Regions from separate parts of the Homo sapiens genome. Here region 1 is linked to region 2. The links are chromatin loops, found by intact Hi-C in ENCODE. Cell type or tissue: B cell. All regions are shown on one strand. Each heading gives the region's core, and the rest is flanking DNA. Links, peaks and the distances in the headings are about the cores only. Region 1 has its middle 40 kb from the start of SCAF4. Region 2 overlaps SYNJ1 (synaptojanin 1).

Region 1 (9,557 bases), core at 2,829-7,828, 940 kb before region 2:
TTGCTGTGTGTCCCCACTCATATCTCATCTTAAACTGTAGTTCCCATAATTCTCACATGTGGTGAGAGGGACTCGGTGGGAAAATTGCATCATGGGGGCGGTTACCTCCATGCTCTTCTCATGACAGTGAGTTCTCACGAGATCTGATGGTTGTATAAGGGGCTTTCCCCACTCCTTTTCTCAGCACTTCTTCTTCCTGCCACCATATGAAGAAGGATGTGTTTGCTTCCCCTTCCATTTTGATTGTAAGTTTCCTGAGGCCTCCCCAGCCCTGCAGGTATGTCCTTATAGCAGGATGAGAATGGACTAATACAAAGATATCAGTGTTTCTTTCTTTTCAGAGACAGAATCTCACTCTTATCAGCAAGGCTGGAGTGCAGTGGCATGATGGCATAATCATAGCTCACTGCAACCTTGAATTCCTAAGCTCAAATCATCCTCCCACCTCAGCCTCCTGAGTAGCTAGGACTACAGGCATGCAACACACATTCCTGGCTATTTGTTTTTTAATTTTTGTAGAGATAGGGCCTCGCTTTGTTGCCCAGGCTGGTCTCAAACTCCTAGCCTCAAATGATCCTCCTGCTTCGGCCTCCTAAAGCGCTGGGATTACAGATGTGAGCCACCATGCCTGGCCAGGTATCAATGGTATACTGAACCTCTAAAATGAGAAAATGTGTTAGGTAAGCTTCCCATGTTTTCCTAGGATCAGAGGCAGTTTATATAGAATTATCTCTTCCTTAAAGCTTTGTCAGAATCTACCTGAAAAGCCCTCTGGACTCAGTGTCTGTTTTAGGGATAGATCTTTGAGTATCTCTTTAAGTTCCTTGATAGTAATGATTCTATTTAACATTCCTAATTTTCCTTGAATGAATCTTTGTAATTAATATTTTTCTAGGATATTAGTCTCTTCATCCAGTACTTTTCAAAATGCTTGCCATGAAGATAAACATTCTTAGTTTTTGACTTGTGATTTTTTCTTGAAAGATAAGCCAAAGTTTTGCCTTTCTATTACTTCTCTCAAAAAACAAGTTAATTTTTATTTTTTAACTTTTATTTTAAGTTCAGGGGTACATATGCAGGTTTGTTATATAGGTAAACTTGTGTCATGGGGGTTTGTTGTACAGATTATTTCATCACCCAGGTATTAAGCCTAGTACCTATTAGTTATTTTTCCTGATCCTCATCTCCAGCCCCTGATAGGACCCCGTGTGTATTGTTCCCCTCTATGTGTCCATGTGTTCTCATCATTTAGCTCTCACTTAAAAACGAAAACATGCGGTTTTGGTTTTCTGTTTCTGTGTTAGTTTGCTAAGGATATTGGCCTCTAGCTCCATCCATGTTCCTGCAAAAAATATGATCTCATTCTTTTTTTATGGCTGCATAGTATTCCATGTGTATATGTACCACATTTTCTTTTTCCAGTGTATCATTGATGGGCATTTAGGTTGATACCGTGCCTTTGCTATTGTGAATAGTGCTGCAATGAACATACACATGCATGTGTCTTTATAATAGAACAATTTATATTCCTTTGGGCATATACCCAGTAATGGGATTGCTGGGTCAATTGGTATTTCTGCTTTTAGGTCTTTGAGAAATCGCCACACTGTTTTCCACAATGGTTGAACTAATTTACACTCCCACCAACAGTGTATAAGTGTTTCCTTTTCTCTGCAACCTTGCCAGCATCTGAAAAACCAGTCACCACATGCTATCACCTCTTTATTTTCTATTTTTATTAATTTCTACTCTTATCTTTCTTAATTCATTCCTTCAACTTTCTTCAGGTTTATTTTGTCTCTCTCCATCCCCTGCCAAGCTTCTTGAGTTGAAATCTTGGTTGATTCATTTATTTTCAACATTTCTTATTTTCTGTCACATGCACATAAGGCTATGTATTTTCCCTGTGAGTGCTGTCTTAGCGTGTCCCAAGGGCCTTGATATCCATGGACAGCTCTTACTGTGATTCAGTTCTAAATGGCTTGTAATTTCTGTGCTTATTTCCTGTCAAACCTAAGACTTATTTAGTGGAATGTTTTAAAATATCCAAGAGGATAGATTTTTGTTTGTTATCCATCTTTTATTATTTTCTAATTTTATTCCATTATAGTTCATGAATGTATGCTGTCACAGTTTTACTATTGGGGATTTGTTGTGATTTTCTTTGTGGTTTAATACATTCAGAGAATGTCTCATGAGAGTTGGAAAAAAATGTGTAATGTCTGTTGGATAAAAACTTGTTTCTCTCCATATGCCTATGAAGTTATAAATGTTAGTTTTGTCAGCCAGGACTTCTTAAGACATATTCATTTGGGTAGTAGTTGATCAGCCTGTTTTTGAGAAATGTATTTAAAGCCACCCATGATGGGGACTTACCAGTGATTCCTTGCATTTCTATCAGGGCTTGTCTTACTTACAGATTTTGAGGCCAAGGTTGTAGGTACATAAATGTTTATGATTCATATTTTTGTGGATTATAATGTTATAATTATGATATATTCTTTTAATGCTTTTCATTTTGAATTTTATTTTGTGTGAGATGACTACTATTAATATATACCTGGCATGCCTTTTTCTTTTATTTTCTTTTTTTGTCATCCAGGCTGGAGTGCAGTGTCATCCAGGCTGGAGTGCAGCCTGTCTGTCATCCAGGCTGGAGTGCAGTGGCACAATCTTGGTTAACTGCAACCTCCCTGCCTCCCAGGCCCAAGTGGTCCTTCCACCTCAGCCTCCTGAGTAGCTGCGACCACAGGCCTGCACCAGCATGCCTGACTGATTTTTGTATTTTTGTATTTATTTATTTATTTTTTGAAACAGAGCTTTGCTCTTGTTGCCCAGGCTGGAGTGCAATGGCATGATCTTGGCTCACTGCAACCTCTGCCTCCTGGGTTCAAGCGATTCTCCTACCTCAGCCTCCCAAGTAGCTGAGATTACAGGCATGCACCACCACACCCAGCTAATTTTGTATTTTTAGTAGTGACAGGGTTTCTCCACGTTGGTCAAGCTGGTCTCGAACTCCCTACCTCAGGTGATCCGCCCGCCCCGGCCTTCCAAAGTGCTGGGATTACAGGCGTGAGCTACCGTGTCTGGCCTAATTTTTGTGTTTTTTTTTTTTTTTTTTTTGAGACGGAGTCTCACACTGTCACCTGGGCTGGAGTGCAATGGTGCGATCTCAGCTCATTGCAACCTCCGTCTCCCAGGTTCAAGCGATTGTCCTGCCTCAGCCTCCCGAGTAGCTGAGATTACATAATTTTTGTATTTTTAATAGAGATGGGGTTTCGCCGTGTTGGTCAGGCTGGTCTCGAACCCTTGACCTCAGGTCATCCACCTGCCTCAGCCTCCCAAAGTTCTGGGATTATAGGTGTGAGCCACTGCGCCCGGCCTAGCATGCCTTTTTCGATGTCTTTTCCATCTTTCCTGTGTTCTTTTCATTAGGTGTTAGGATTGCTGATATGTTTGGCCTTCTTTCTGGCTGTGGCAGAAAAGTCACAATGGTCTTTCCCAAGTATATGCCATTTGGCTACCAAAAATGCATCCTCCCTTTCCTAGCATGGAAAGTGACAGCCCAGTCAAGGGCTATTTTCTCAACCCTCTTCATGCCCAGTTATGGTCATGTGATTAGTTCTCAGCAATGAAATGTGGGCAGCAGTGATGGGAATCACTAAGGACTTAATGTTTTTCTCTGCTTTTATTGAATGCGCACTTAATTGGTGATGATTTGCAGAGAAGTGGAGAAAGCAGGGAACTAAGGAGTTTCTATTTGTTTACTGATTCTAAGCCCTGAAAATGCCAGGTGATCGGGGGTGATCAGACGTGTCTGAATCACGTTGGTGGTGCCAGTGACTTGCTTGATGTTTGCCTTCCCCATCACTTCAGCTCCCTGAGGCCTGGGACTGTGCCTACCAAGTGCTACATGGTCTCCCTAAAGCTTGGGTTATAGTACACTCTTTATTAACATTTATTGTGTGAATAAATGAAATGCTTTACATTTACTGGTGACCTCATCAACTAATTCTTTTTTTTTTTTTTTTTTTGAGACGGAGTCTCGCTCTGTCACCTAGGCTGGAGTATAGTGGCGCACGTCGGCTCACTGCAAGCTCCGCCTCCCAGGTTCACGCCATTCTCCTGCCTCAGCCTCCGAAGTAGCTGGGACTACAGGCGCCCGCCACCACGCCCAGCTAATTTTTTGTATTTTTAGTAGAGACGGGGTTTCACCATGTTAGCCAGGATGGTCTCGATCTCCTGACCTCATGATCTGCCTGCCTCGGCCTCACAAAGTGCTGGGATTACAGGCGTGAACCACCGCGCCTGGCCTTCATCAACTAATTCTTTTGGTAAATGAATTTCTGCTTAAACCAGGCCAAGACCTTTCTTTATAAGAAGCCAGGCCAGTGAATCAGGGAGTGAGATCAGAGGAAAGGAAGTCTCCCTTTTGTGTCTTTAAGTCATGTATTGTGCCGTGACTAGCTGGAAAAGCTGCAAAATAGTATAATAGAAGCTGTATATATCAGCAATAGCAAGGATTACTTGTCTGAGAACCTGGTTTGTGCCAGGCACTGACCTTGATGCTTTTCATACATTGCTTCATTGAATACTCATAAAAGCTACCACACAGGTGTGATTCTCCCTATTTTACAGATGCATCAGCTGAGGCTCTGTGCGGTAAATAAGTTGTTCAATGACAGAGACCAAGTAAGTGGCCAAGTCAGGACTCATATCCGTCTTCCTGACTTCGAGCTTGAATTCCCTTCTACCATACCTTATAAAAAGAATTCAGCAGCCTGAGGTTCAAGGTTCAGCTGCATGATATTGAGAATTCATTTAGTTTCTCTGAGCCGCCATCTCCTTATTTGTGGAATGGAGATAATGATGACACTGATTGATGCTCAGCTCCTCACAGAGTTATTGTAAAGACAAGTGAGAGAATGACTATGTGTTTTGCAAGTGATTAAATTCACAAACACAAGTCACTTTACTTACAGTATACTGGAGACACTTACATTAGGCTTTTAAACATTTATATATATATGTATATATATTTTTTGATACAGGGTCTCACTTTGTCACCCAGGCTGGACTGCAGTGGTGCAATCTTGGCTCACTGCAGCCTAGACCTCCAGGACTCAAGAGGTCAGATCCTCCCAACTCAGCCTCCTGAGTAGCTGGGACTACAGGTGTGTGCCACCATGCCTGGCTAATTTTTTTTGTATTTTTTTGTAGAGATGGGGTCTCGCCATGTTACTCAGGCTAGTCTTGAACTCCTAAGCTCAAGTGATCCATCCACCACGGCCTCGCAAAGTGCTAGGATTATACGTGTGAGCCACCGCTCCTGGCCAGACTTTTTTTTTTTATTTAAAAAACTTTATTTTTAAACTTTAATTTTTGAGACAGGGTCTCACTCTGTCACCCATGCTGGGTTGCAGTGGTGTGATCATGGCTTACTGCAACCTTGACTTTTTGGGCTCAAGGGGTCCTCCTGCCTTAGCCTCCCAAGTAGCTTGGGCTACAGGCATGTGCCACCACGCCTAGCTAATTAAAAAAAATTTTTTTTGTAGAGACGGTGTCTTGCCATGTTGCCTAGGCTGGTCTCGAACTTCTGGGCTCAAGCTCCCACCTTGGACTCCCAGTGTTGGAATTACAGGTGTGAGTCAATGCGTTGGGCCGCATTAAACTTTAAAGTTTCTGAATTTGAGGACACGACTTTATGACAGGCAACCTCTCAGTTTTTCAGAATAGAAATAATCCTTTCAGTCACATGAGAGAACAGTGTCTTCTATTTTAAGTAGTCAACTTTCTCTTTAGTGTTGTTTGTATGTGGGCAAACCCTACCCAAGTTTCTGTTCCTGAAATCAATTTCTTAATTTGCATTAGGCAAAAGTGTTGCATAAGCTTATTTTATTATCATCCAGCTTTTTATAGATCTTTGCTGAGAGACAATACGGGCTTGTTGAAAGAGGCCCTGTTTGACTGTCCCAAGCCCTGGGATGGAGTCCTAGCCCTGGCACTTAGCAGCTGTGGGATCGTGGGTGAACTACTTCACCTCCCTGCTTCTCAGGCCTCTACATCTGCAAAGTGAGAACAAGGGGAGCTCTTTCCCTAAGGGCCCTTTCACTGTACTACTTAAAAATGATTGCAAAGAGTCTTGCGTTAAGCAAAACTGAACACCTGCTGTAAATGTCTGCACCTCAGCAACATGACCCACAGTAGAATCTATATTTAGTTGCATTTGGATAATCTTCCTTTCCCCTTTTGCTTTAGCACTTTCTACCTTCAATTATTTCTTTATTACAGCAATGCCCCCTTTTTGCTCTACTGATGTGGGTGAGATGCAAATGGGCCTTTTGAGACTCTTGCTGTGTCCCCTGGGCCCCAGATGGACAGATGGGAGACAGAACGATTGTGGAGTACATCTTGGAGCTGACAGGTTTTGGGGGCAGGAAGTGTTAGTCAACACATGAGAAAAATGGGGTAAACAGCTGGAAAAGGCTGAGCATTAGCTGACAGGCTCTTTAGCCAACTGTCCTAGGACTGGATCAGGGCCTTGTGCATGGTGGGAGAGGCACCTAGGACCTGTGGAAAGGACAGGAAGCCAGACCCAAGAAGCCTCAGGCTGCAACCTGGCCCTCAGTTATTATCACAAAACTTACAAAGGTGTGAGCCTCGTGAATCAGCTGCAATAGATTGTTGCCTTGAGGACAAGACAGTCTAAACAACTAAAAATTAGCCAGGTGTGGTGGCTCATGCTTGTTATCTCAGGGCTTCAGGAGGCTAAGGCAGGAGGATTGCTTGAGGCCAGAAGTTCAAGACGAGCCTGAGCAACACAGTGAGAGCCCCCCCCCAACCCCCCACCCCTCAACTTCTACAAAAAAATTTAAAAATTAGCTGGGCATGGTGGTGCACACTTGTAGTCCTAGCTACTTGGGAGGCTGAGGTGGGAGAATTGCTTGAGCCCAGGAGTTTGAGGTTGCAGTGAGTTATGATTGTGTCACTGGACTCCAGCCTGGGCAACAGAGCAAGACTCTGACTCAAAAAAAAAAAAAAACAAACCCAAAAAGCAAAAAGCAAAACCAAAAACCACACATACACAATGAAAATTATTACAAAATAGCCTGAACTTGGTAGATCCATTTCTTACACCAGGCATGGTGGCTCACATCTTTAATCCCAACATTTTGGGAGGCTGAAGTAGGCAGATTGCTTGAGCCCAGGAGTTCAAGACCAGCTTGGGCAATATAGGACACCCCATCTCTATGAATTAGCCAGGAGTGATGTCATGGGTCTGTAGTCCCAGCTACTTGGGAGGCTGGGGTGGGAGGATGGCTTCATCCTGGAAGGTAGTGGCTACAGTGAGCTGAGATTGCGCCACTACACTCCAGCCTGGGTGACAGAGAGAGACACTGTATCAATCAATTAATCAATAAATAAAATGAAAGAAAAGAAAAGAAAGCATTTCTTGAATACCAAGAAACCCAAGATATGACAGCTGATGCACATGAGGCCGTGTCCCTTCATGCAGTGAGGTGGCAAGGCCTGAACAGGCGGATGTGGCCTCTCAGGAAACTTGTCCATGATTTCTGCCTTCCTCCCCTGGGGCAGTCCTGCTTGGTTGTGTAGGAGGCAAAGGAAACTGATGGCTTGGGAAAAGTCCTGTTGATACGAAACTAACCTGTTTAAAATTTAGTGAGATTCAAGTTGTCTCTGAAAAGTAACATTTAGGCTAGTCCTGTTGGATTGTGCTTCCACCCTACTATATGCGTAACCTGTTCCTACTATAAGCAGCACTCAGCATTTACATCTGGTTTTACAGGGACCAAGGACCCATTACCATTAATGATCTGCCAAGCCACACAACAGTTCTGTGGAGGCAGATAATGATGTCCAATTTACAGACAAAGAGGGTTAGATTTGAAGATGCACAGTACTTTTCCTGGGGCCAGATCCTTTTACCAGACACAGGGAAATACATTAGAATTTTCAAGTATGTAACTCTTTGCTTTTTTGCAAGCCATGCATCCTGTTGGGTGCATTCCAAAGATTGTGGATTCTATTGGTGGATACCAACTCATACACAAAAGAGAAACTGTAGGAATTCTGCCCAAAAAGGAGGCCGTGTCTTGCTAGGCCCTCGGGTCTCTGTAGGGATGCACCTGTTGATGTCCTCTGGCCTCTTGTCCATCTTACCTGGTAAGGGGCTTCTCCCCTCTAACCCCCCCTCCCCTCACCTAATGGATCTTCCCTAAACCTAGCTTTTATCTGGTCAGTCCTTTGGAAGTTTCCAGAGTAAGAAATATGAATAAAGGGAACATGTGTACACAACTAGGGGGACAGTGAGTCCATTAGATCATTTCAGAAAACAATTTCAGAGAACCTAGGAAAGCTGGAGGCGCCCTGCCATCCAGAAGCCCTTGCACGTTCTCAACAGACAACACACATAAGAACATCCTGGCAGCATTTTTATTAGAGCAGAAATATGGAAATCAATCCAAAGTTTCGTTAATCAGATGAAAAAGTATGAGATATGTTCTCTAGTGGTGCTAGAGAACAATGGAGATGATATGTTCTCTAGTGGTGCTAGAGAACAATGGAGATGAATGAACCAGAGCCAACACCTCACTGTGGGTGAATCTCTAGAACACAAAGTTGAATGAAGAAGGAAAGTCATGGAAAAATATGCACAGTAAGATCCTATTTATATAAGGTTTGGAAATAGGTGAACTAAACAGTGTCTGTGGGGAACAGACAAATGCAGTTAAACTATCAAAATAAACAAGAGAATGATGAGTGTCTAAATCAGACTGAGTGGTTTCCTTTGAGGGGATGGGAGGGACAGAGACCAGGGAGGGGACTGCAAGGGTTTACTTCTTTGGTGATGTTCAGTTGCCTAAGCTGGGTAATAGGTCCCTAAGGATTCATTTTATTATTATCCTGCAAATCTTGCATCTGACTACACACAAACACCTGCATACATAAGTATTCTTTACTTTGCATGACATATTTTGTAATGAAAAAATACACAAATAAACCACCTCTAGGAAAACTTGCCTTTTCCCATAGCACCTCTGTCTAACTGGAAGACCCTTCCCAGTCTGGCAGCTCTGGCCTTGTAACATCAGCCAATGCTAGTATTACATTGTGCCAGGAACTGTCTTACGTGCTCTATGTCGTATTGCCATATTCAGTCCTAACAACTCTACAAGACAGGCATTATTATTATCCACATTTTATACATGAGGAAGCTGAGGCCCAGAGAGGTGAAGTCACCAATCCGAGTTAACGTGGTTAGTTCATGGCAGAGAGAGTATTGGAACCTATATGGCCTGATGGAAGAGTAGGAATATTGCTGATTTTTTTCCCTCTAGCTTTCCCTTCCTCTCTGGCTTTGCCTTTCCTCTTACTATTTCATGCACATTCCCACCTTTCCCACCCATACTCGCACGTGCCTGGTTCTCTTTGATCAGAATGGTCTTTCTCAAGTATATGCCACAAAACATCACAACCACAAGATCCTCCGTTTAAAAAATGGGAGTGCCACAGTCAGATAAATGGAGCAAACATTG
Region 2 (9,557 bases), core at 1,932-6,931:
CTGGGATTACAGGCATGAGCAACTGCACCTAGCCTCATTTCCTTATATCTCAACACAATACCTAACCTAACACAGAGACTCTGAATGGAACACTGCAATTGCTGATTAAATGTTCATCTAATAGACAAAAACAAATGGAAAGGTTGTGCATTAAAGAACATGTTTTGCTAATTTAAAAATAATATATAAAGTGGATCACCTGAGGTTGGGAGATCGAAACCAGCCTGGCCATCATGGTGAAACCCCGTCTCTATTAAAAATACAAAAATTAGGTGGGCGTGATGATGCATGTCTGTAATCCCAGCTACTTGGGAGGCTGAGGCAGGAGAACTGCTTGAGCCTGGGAGGCGGAGGTTGCAGTGAGCCAAGATGTGCCACCGCACTCCAGCCTGGGTGACACAGTGAGACTCCGTCTCAAAAAAGAGGTAAAACATTTTACTTTATCATTGAAAGTATTTGAATGCCCTCATTACTGAGATTCACATTCAACAACTCCTCAGTTACGTCTGGAAACTTTCAAATGTGTATGCCTGTGGCAGGGAGTAGTAAGGTGGGGGTGGGAAATATAGGCATTGTTAAATGGTTGCTAACTAGGGTTTAAAATACTGAAGTTTATGAAGTGGCAGGGTGTGTGGGGAGCTCAGAGGAAACAAACTGAAAGAATGAGCGGAAATGAAAGTTCGGAAGATACCGTGTTAGGGAGGAAGTTCAGGTCACTTTCCTGCTAGTGCAGTCTTTCAAGGCATCCACTGCACTTTCAACGAATGGAATAAACTCCCTTTTGTGAAGAGGTATTTTTTTTCCCCTCCTATTCATGGTGGTTATTAAACAAACGAGATGCTAGGCAAAACAAACCTTTCTTTGTAAGTTACTGATTTCTAACCATAAGTAGGTAGGAATGTCCCAGAAGAGAATTGCTTTCGGAGTGATTCTGAGCCCATCAAGATCGACAGCAGTTCAGGTGAGGTAAGGCGGCCTGCACCGCATTAGTTCACATGCTGAACACATAAGCTAAAGCAAATTCCAACTTCTAAAGTTTCTGCTATAACACCTCAGGAATAAATAGTACCTAACTCCCTCTATAGCTTATTTTAAAGGAAAAGACTATTTTTCCCATGTCATACTCAACACCATCTTTCATTCATACCTTTTCTTAGGTACCTTTTTTTTTTTTCATTTGATACCAGCTCTTTATTAGAAAAGAAAAACTTCTTTGTGGGCCCAAAAAGAATCATTTTGCTGGGTGTGGTGGCTCACGCCTGTAATCCTAACACTTTAAGAGGCCAAGCAAGTGGATTGCTTGAACCCAAGAGTTCAACACCATCCTAGGCAAGATAGCAAGACCCCACCTCTAAAAAATAAAAAATAAAGGTGGAACAATATGTAACAGGTGAGGGATAACCAAAACTTGCCATATAAAGACAATAAGAAGATTTTAACAATTAACAAGATTCATTTTTCAATGGCTTGTTAATCACAGAACAATTAAAAAGCTAAATAAAAACCAATCTTACTTATGTATTAGAAATATATTTCAATTCACCCATGGATCCAACACGCTTTTAGACAGTAAAATTTTTACTGACTTAAGAAAAAACACTGCCGGTTGGGCACAGTGGCTCACACCTATAATCCCAGCACTTTGGGAGGCCCAAGGTGGGTGGCTCACTGAGGTCAGGAGTTTGAAACCAGCATGGTGAAACCCTGTCTCTACTAAAAATACAAAAATTAGCAGGGCGTGGTGGCGCACAACTGTAGTCCCAGCTAGTCAGGAGGCTACGGCAGGAGAATCACTTGAAGCCGGCAGGCGGAGGTAGTAGTGAGCCAAGATCACACCACCGCCTTTCCACCCTGGGCGACACAGCAAGACTCTGTCTCAAAAAAAAAAAAAAAAAAAAAAAAGAAAGAGATTTTATGGAGTGTTTTTTTTTTTTTGAGACAGAGTCTCACTCTTGTCACCTAGGCTAGAGTGCAGTGACGCGATCTTGGCTCACTGTAACCTTCGCCTCCTGGGTTCAAGCAATTCTCCTGCCTCAGCCTCTCGAGTAGCTGGGATTACAGGTGCCCACCAACACGCCCAGCTAATTTTTGTATTTTTAGTAGAGATGGGGTTTCACCATTTTGGCTAGGCTGGTCTTGAACTCCTGAGCTCCGGTGATCCTCCCACCTTGGCTTCCCAAAGTGCTGGGATTATAGGCGTAAGCCATGGTGTCCAGCCAAAAACACTGCCTATTAAACTCATGTACTTATGTTATGCTTAAAGAGTATTGACAGAATTCTCACTGCCATGTGTTTCATGTGAAAGAAATGGAAATCAGGTGGGGTGTGGTGGCTCATGCCTGTAATCCCAGCACTTTGGGAGGCCAAGGTGGGAGGATCACTTGAAGTCAGGAGTTTGAGACTAGCCTGGCCAACATGGTAAAAAACCCATCTCTACTACAAAAAATACAAAAATTAGCCGGGCATGGTTGCAGACACCTGTAATCCCAGCTACTTGGAAGGCTAAGGCATAAAAGCTCGAACCCAGGAGGTTGAGGTTGCAGTGAGCCGAGATTACATCATTGTACTCCAGCCTGAGTGACAGAACAAGATGCCTTCTCAAAATAAATAAATAAAAACATAAATAAATAAATAAATAAGGAGGGAGAGATAGTAGGTAGAAATATAGAAAAACAAAAGTGTCCATGAGTTGATATTATGGAGGCTAGGTGACATATGTAACAGTTACACTATTTCTCCAAATAAAATGTTAAAAAAATTATTACATTCTTTGAACTATTGGATAAATTCAGAAAGGAGAGAGATAACTCTGGCCAATTATCTTGAGACAGCCAGAAGCTACTGGAATTCTAAGGGATCAGAGAAGAACTTTTCTCTAATTACCCTAGACCAGGAGTGCATTAGCCAAAAGTTTAACAGACATTTGAACTTTTTTTTTTTTCCCAAACAGGATCTCTCACTCTCACCCAAGCCTGAGTGCAGTGGCATGATCATAGCTCACTGTAACCTGAAACCCCTGGGCTCAAGCGATTCTCCCGCCTCAACCTCCCAAAGTGCTGGGATTATAAGTGTGAGCCATTGCACCTGATTGATTTGGACTTTTATAAACTTCAAAGGGACTTGTAAGTCCTACAATCTTTAGAATGGCCCCATAGCCCACACTTCCCAAGGCTCTCAAACACTCATCAAATAGTAAATATATAATAAATTAAGAAAGGAAAAGATTTAGTAATTCCAGAATGGAGGCCTTAGGAAGGGTAAATATTGTTATACCCTGCCATCAATGTTTTCCTTATATTCTTCCTAAATAATTTAGTTTTAATATTCTAACTGTTGAAATGGAAACTATACTTGGAAAATAATAAGTTTGTTTTTGCTCATTATCACAGAAGTTAGGAAATATTTAAAACTATATAAAGCCATGAGGTAGTAATATCCTACAACTTAATTCAGATAACTCAACTCCTTCCTTATTTTAGTTTTGTGCATGTTTTCAAACTTCTTTTAACTGAACAAATTCATGCATGACTGAAGGGAGCCCCAACCTACAACTTTTCCTCGTTAAGCTACTGGAAGGTGACAAAAATAGAAACGGTAGAGGTGGTCTATTTATAGACTACAGAAAACACTCAGAGTATAAATATATCAATTGTTCTCTATCAAAATTTAACATATCAATTGTGCTCTATCATATTATTTGACATCCTCCACCTTTTTCTTTTTTCTGGAGTGACTTACTTTTTTTTTTTTTTGAGATGGAGTCTCGTTCTGTCGCCAGGCTGGAGTGCAGTGGTGTGATCTTGGCTCACTGCAACCTCCACCTCCTGTGTTCAAGCGATTCTTCTGCCTCAGCCTCCAGAGTAGCTGGGACTACAGGCGCGCGCCACCATGCCCAGCTAATTTTTGTATTTTTAGTAGAAACGGGTTTCACCATGTTGGCCAGGATGGTCTCGATCTCTTGACCTCATGATCTGCCCACCTCAGCCTCCCAGAGTGCTGGGATTACAGGTGTGAGCCACCGCGCCCAGCAATGACTTATAATACTATGTCATGTGACATAACTGGCATTATTCAGCATTGTTGTATTACAACCTCGTTTCTCAAATTAGAATTTAAGGCAAATAATGAAGTATTAGGATCAAATATAAAAATTCAGATGAAGACATAATCATATACCTATTTCTTGATTTTCATGAGTTGTGGCTCTAAAAGAGAGGCTTGTTAAACATAACATAGTTGTCGCATGATAATCACACCTGCATTGCTAACTCCACATCTGAACAGAAAAGAAACAAAATTAACTTCTTATCCAAGAGCAATAGGTAACTTAAATGTCACTTTCATTTTACTTTAAAAGTATTTTCAGGATTAAATTTAAATGTAAATTTCTCCAACTTCTGATGGATTATAATAATTTAAGCTAAATAATAAAGCCATCCAAATGAAGGGCCTACTATCCAATGTCAACATTCTGCTGTGGGTCAAACCTTGCAGTCTGAGAATACACTGTTCTTCCCCAGCTGATACAGAAGACTAAGCTAAAGAAGGTCAATAACAATGTAAAAATAAGACTGCATGTTAGAATGATCTCTCTAGAACCACAATTTGCCTGTGGTTGCATGCACTGCAGTTTGTGGTGAGCTTATTTGCATGCAGACAGCACTTTGGTATAGAACCAGAGAACCTCCTGTATGAGGATCCTAGAGATCATGTAATCCAAGCTTCTCATTTTCAGAAGAAAAAGAGTAGAGATTAGATCATTCATCCAAGATCACATAACTAGCTGGCAGTAAAGCTTCTTTCCATTTCATCATATATAAAGAGAAAAATTATTTTAAAAGGAAAAGGTTTCTCTTACAAAAGTAATTAAAATTCCAGCTGAAAGATATTAAACTATCTAAATTAATGTCCTATTTAAACTTCACATTCCAATCTTGGTGACATTTAAGGAAAAAAAAAAAACTTTCATTCACGCAAGAAGTATTTATTGAATGCCTACCATGCACCAGGCCCCTGGCAAGGTTCTAGGAATAAAAACAGTCAGTACCGTGACACCTTCTTAGGAATCAGATTAGGAAGACAGGAATTATATAACCATACAAATGCAAAATTATAAATTATAGTAAGTACTATAATGGAGTTCTAACAGATTACAATGGGAGAACCTAATTTTAAATTGTTTGTTGGAGGAGGACAATGATTAGAATAAACCTCACTGAGGAAGTGACCTTTATAGTGAGACAGGAAGGCTAGCCAAATAAACGGTGGAGATAAAAATGTTTCAGGCGACATACGTATATACTGTGATCCAGCAATTCCATTCCTAAGAATACAGCCAACAGAAATGTGTACATATATGTACCAAAAAACATGTACAAGGATGTTCATACTTGTGTCATTTATAATAGCAAAATTGGAAATAAAGCAAATGTCAACAAAACAGCTAAATATTTTAATATTCATAAAATGGACTACACTGCAACAAATATGAGTAAACTACTGCCACTTGCTACAACATGGATGATTTCCCATATGTCAACATGGATGATTTCCCATATGTCAACATGGATGATTTCCCATATATCAACATGGATGATTTCCCATATGTCAACATGGATGATTTCCCATATGTCAACATGGATGATTTCCCATATATCAACATGGATGATTTCCCATATGTCAACATGGATGATTTCCCATATATCAACATGGATGATTTCCCATGTCAACATGGATGATTTCCCATATGTCAACATGGATGATTTCCCATATATCAACATGGATGATTTCCCATATGTCAACATGGATGATTTCCCATATGTCAACATGGATGATTTCCCATATGTCAACATGGATGATTTCCCATATGTCAACATGGATGATTTCCCATATGTCAACATGGATGATTTCCCATATATCAACATGGATGATTTCCCATATATCAACATAGATGATTTCCCATATGTCAACATGGATGATTTCCCATATGTCAACATGGATGATTTCCCATATGTCAACATGGATGATTTCCCATATGTCAACATGGATGATTTCCCATATATCAACATGGATGATTTCCCATATATCAACATGGATGATTTCCCATATATCAACATGGATGATTTCCCATATATCAACATGGATGATTTCCCATATGTCAACATGGATGATTTCCCATATGTCAACATGGATGATTTCATTGAGTGAAAGGAGCTAGATACCAAAGAATACACAGAGAATGACTCCATTTATGTTAAGCTGAAAAACACTTAAAACTATTCCATGATGTAAGAGGTCTGAATAGTGATTATCTTTGCAGATCATAATAAAGATAACTGGGAAGGAGCATGAGGGGATTATTCTCTGGAAAGCTCTCTGGTATGCTAGTAATAATATTCTATTTCTCAACCCAGTTGTGGTAATAAGGGTATGTTCATTCTATAATAATATATCAAGCTGTATGTTTAAGATTTATATACTTTTCTACATGTATTATAATTTAAAAAGCTTATTATTTTAAAAAAATACATTTGAGCAGACGGAACAGCATATGTAAAGACCCTGACGCCAGAAAGAATTTGGTACATTCAGAACTGAAAGGCGGCCAATGAGGTTAGAACATAGAAACCAAGAGGTAAAGTGGTAACAGGTTGAAGAGGGAAGCAGAAACTCGATTTTATTGTAGGTCATCTTAGAGTTTAGATTTTAACTTCAGTGGCCAATCACTGAAGAGTATTAGGCAGGGGATTAATAAGATCTAAACCATGTTTTTTAAAAGACTGGGGTGTAGGCGTGGTAAGTAGAAGCAGAGGGACCAGTTAAGGAGGGAATTGTAATGATCCATGAAAGAGACAACAGTGTCTTGATTGAAACAGAGCCAGCTAAATGCAGGCAGTTGCATGGAATCTCAAGGAAATTAAGAGGAGGAATTGACTAGACTTGGTAATAGAGAGAATGTGTGAAATGTGAGGGGAAGAGGTGTTGAGGATGATTCTTAAGTTGTTTGAAACAACTTGGTAGATGGAGTGCAATCCATTGACATAAGGGAGACTGAAGGAAAGATCAGGTTTGAGGATATGCAGTGGTTGGTAAGACCATCAATACGGTACCTATTCCAACTCTTCCTCATTTGGTAGCCACCAAACAGTTTGTGATACTATGGAAATCACAGAAATTTCTACCTTCTTCTGCCAATGATCTACCTGATGCAAACAGCACATGATATCTCAACAGTCATTTTTGGTTCAGGAATACACAAACACTCAATCCGGTGCAAGGGGAAGTGCATTTTCCTTTTGTGGGTTCTAACCCATTATCTGAGTTTCAAAAAGCTGGATCTCAATTGTGTCATCCAACATAATTATTCAACCCAGCTCTCATCAATCCTACGTCACTTTGCCACAACTAAAAATCTGAAAACTGTACTTTCTACTCCATTCTCTAAGAGAATTGATAAAACTGGGAACAAGATAGGCCAAAGATATATTCCCAATGCTAACCAAGGAAAGACAACTAATGAGCACTAAGGTACAACCAGCTAGAAATTTATTTAATTATAAGATTCTGGAATTTAAAAATAAAAACAAAAAGAGGCCGGGCACGGTGGCTCACGCCTGTAACCCCAGCATTTTGGGGAGCTGAGGCAGGTGGATCACTTGATGTCAGGAGTTCGAGACCAGCCTGGCCAGTAAGGTGAAACCTGTCTCTAATAAAGAGATACAAAAATCAGCTGGGCATGGTGGTGCACACCCATAATTTCAGCTACTCGGGATGCTGAGGCAGGAGAATCACCTGAACCCAGGAGGCTGAGGTTACAGTGAGCCAAGATCATGCCACTGCACTCCAGCCTGGGCAACAAAGTGAGACTCTGTCTCAAAAAAAAAAAAAATTGAAAAAAGAAGATTCATTCTACTTATAGTTCACACATGGTCCACAGGATATTAAATGATTTTGTTTATCTATATTTCAGCAACACATTCAAGAGATTACAGCAATCCTATGGTCCACTAGTGAACAGAATGAAACATAACTCATAATAAATATTTATTGCTAAGAGCTAGTTATATAAGTAAACACACCTTTATATATAAAAAGTTAAATAAGACTATAATGAAATAGAAACACAAAATTTTAATAAGTACATTTAACATATAGAAATATTTAATGTTTTGAGACAATAAAGTTTTTTTTTAATTTTTTTCTTTTCACTGACTCAGTTGGCCCAGAATTATCCAGGAATTTCAAGGGTCTAAAATTTTTTCATTCTGAACTGAGGAAGTAATGAGTATCCAACCAAGAAGAATTTATATATCTCTCCAAATGCCAAATTTATTTTCTCCAAGTGCCAAATCATTCATCATTTGGTTCAGTAGCTATGAAATGCAACCCAATGTGAATGCATGTGCTCACATACGTAACACTACTGATCAGCAATGGCTTATATTTATAAACTCTATTTAAGCTGGAAAAAGATAAAATACAAATTCTTATTAACAACCATTAAAACACTCAAAGCAAATTTTAATTGTCACCAGTAAAAATCATGCACAATTTTTAAAACTATACTTCCTTTTGATACTCTAACAAGGCTAAACAATTGCACTAGCCCATTCCACTCTTTATTGCTTCTTTCACTTTGTATGCTTCTTTCAAAATTTCACTGATTCAGACTTTATAATCTCAAAAGTTTTGAAAATGTTGGTATTGGATACTAAGAAAGGTAATACTACAATATTAAACTGCTAGTCATTATAATTAGCTCATATTTTTTCAACCTTCGAATGTCTGAAAAGTCTTTACATCTTCATTTGTGGTTGGGTACAAAACTCTAGGTGAATGGTTTGGTTTGGTTTCTTCCTTCCAGTACTTTAAAGATGTTCCCAATGTCCTCTGGCTTGGATTGCTTGCAAAGAAAAGTCTACTATCATTCTTATCTTCACTCTTCTGTAAATGTGTGTCTTTTCTTCCTTGGGCTACTTTTAAGATCTTCTCTGTATCACTGGTAAACAGTAACTTGATCATGTATTTGGGTATAGTGTTCTGCTTTATGTTCATTTAGCTTCTTGGATATGTGGATTCATAGCTTTCATGAAATTTGCAAAAGTGCCAGCTATTATTTCTTCAAGTGTTTTTCTTCCCTACCAACTTCTTTCTGGGATCCACATATTCATGTATATTGGGTCACCGGAAGTCGTCCTGCAGTTCACTGATGCTCTGTGTATTTATTTATTTTAGCCTTTTTTCTCTCTGTATTTTATTTTGGACAGTTTCTATTACTATGTCTTCAAGTTTGCCAATCATTTCTTCTACAATGTCTAATATAGTAATCCCTACCACATCTAGAAGTCTAATTTGGGTCTTTCACTTTTTTTTTTTTTAGAGACGGAGTCTTGCTCTGTTGCCCAGACTGGAATGCAATGGCATGCTCTTGGCTCACTGCAACCTCCAACTCCTGGGTTCAAGTAATTCTCCTGCCTCAGCCTCTCGAGTAGCTGGGATTACAGGTGCCTGCCACCACGCCCGGCTAATTTTGTATTTTTAGTAGAGATGGGATTTCA

The links. A loop is a pair of places that touch in the nucleus more often than their neighbours do. Peaks named below come from ENCODE experiments on the same cell type or tissue, not always from the same donor. Only the 100,000 strongest peaks of a DNase experiment are listed, where the experiment ranks them.
Region 1: a loop joins it to region 2, with 9 times the contacts of the local background. A loop is called at or near these places in 1 of 110 quality-filtered maps.

The regions. Positions count from the first base shown.
Region 1 is chr21:31,766,998-31,776,554 of GRCh38, forward strand. No RefSeq gene overlaps it. Among named protein-coding and RNA genes, the nearest start is that of SCAF4, 40 kb to the left of the region's middle. RefSeq lists an enhancer at 5,827-6,116. In B cell, for the core only: no CTCF peak of the experiment used is centred there; a DNase peak (open chromatin) is centred at 5,824; H3K4me3 peaks cover 1,630 bases; H3K27ac peaks cover 3,457 bases.
Region 2 is chr21:32,707,600-32,717,156 of GRCh38, forward strand. The region is part of intron 2 of SYNJ1 (synaptojanin 1); the gene reads right to left. Among named protein-coding and RNA genes, the nearest start is that of SYNJ1, 16 kb to the right of the region's middle. In B cell, for the core only: no CTCF peak of the experiment used is centred there; a DNase peak (open chromatin) is centred at 4,622; H3K4me3 peaks cover 640 bases; H3K27me3 peaks cover 1,730 bases.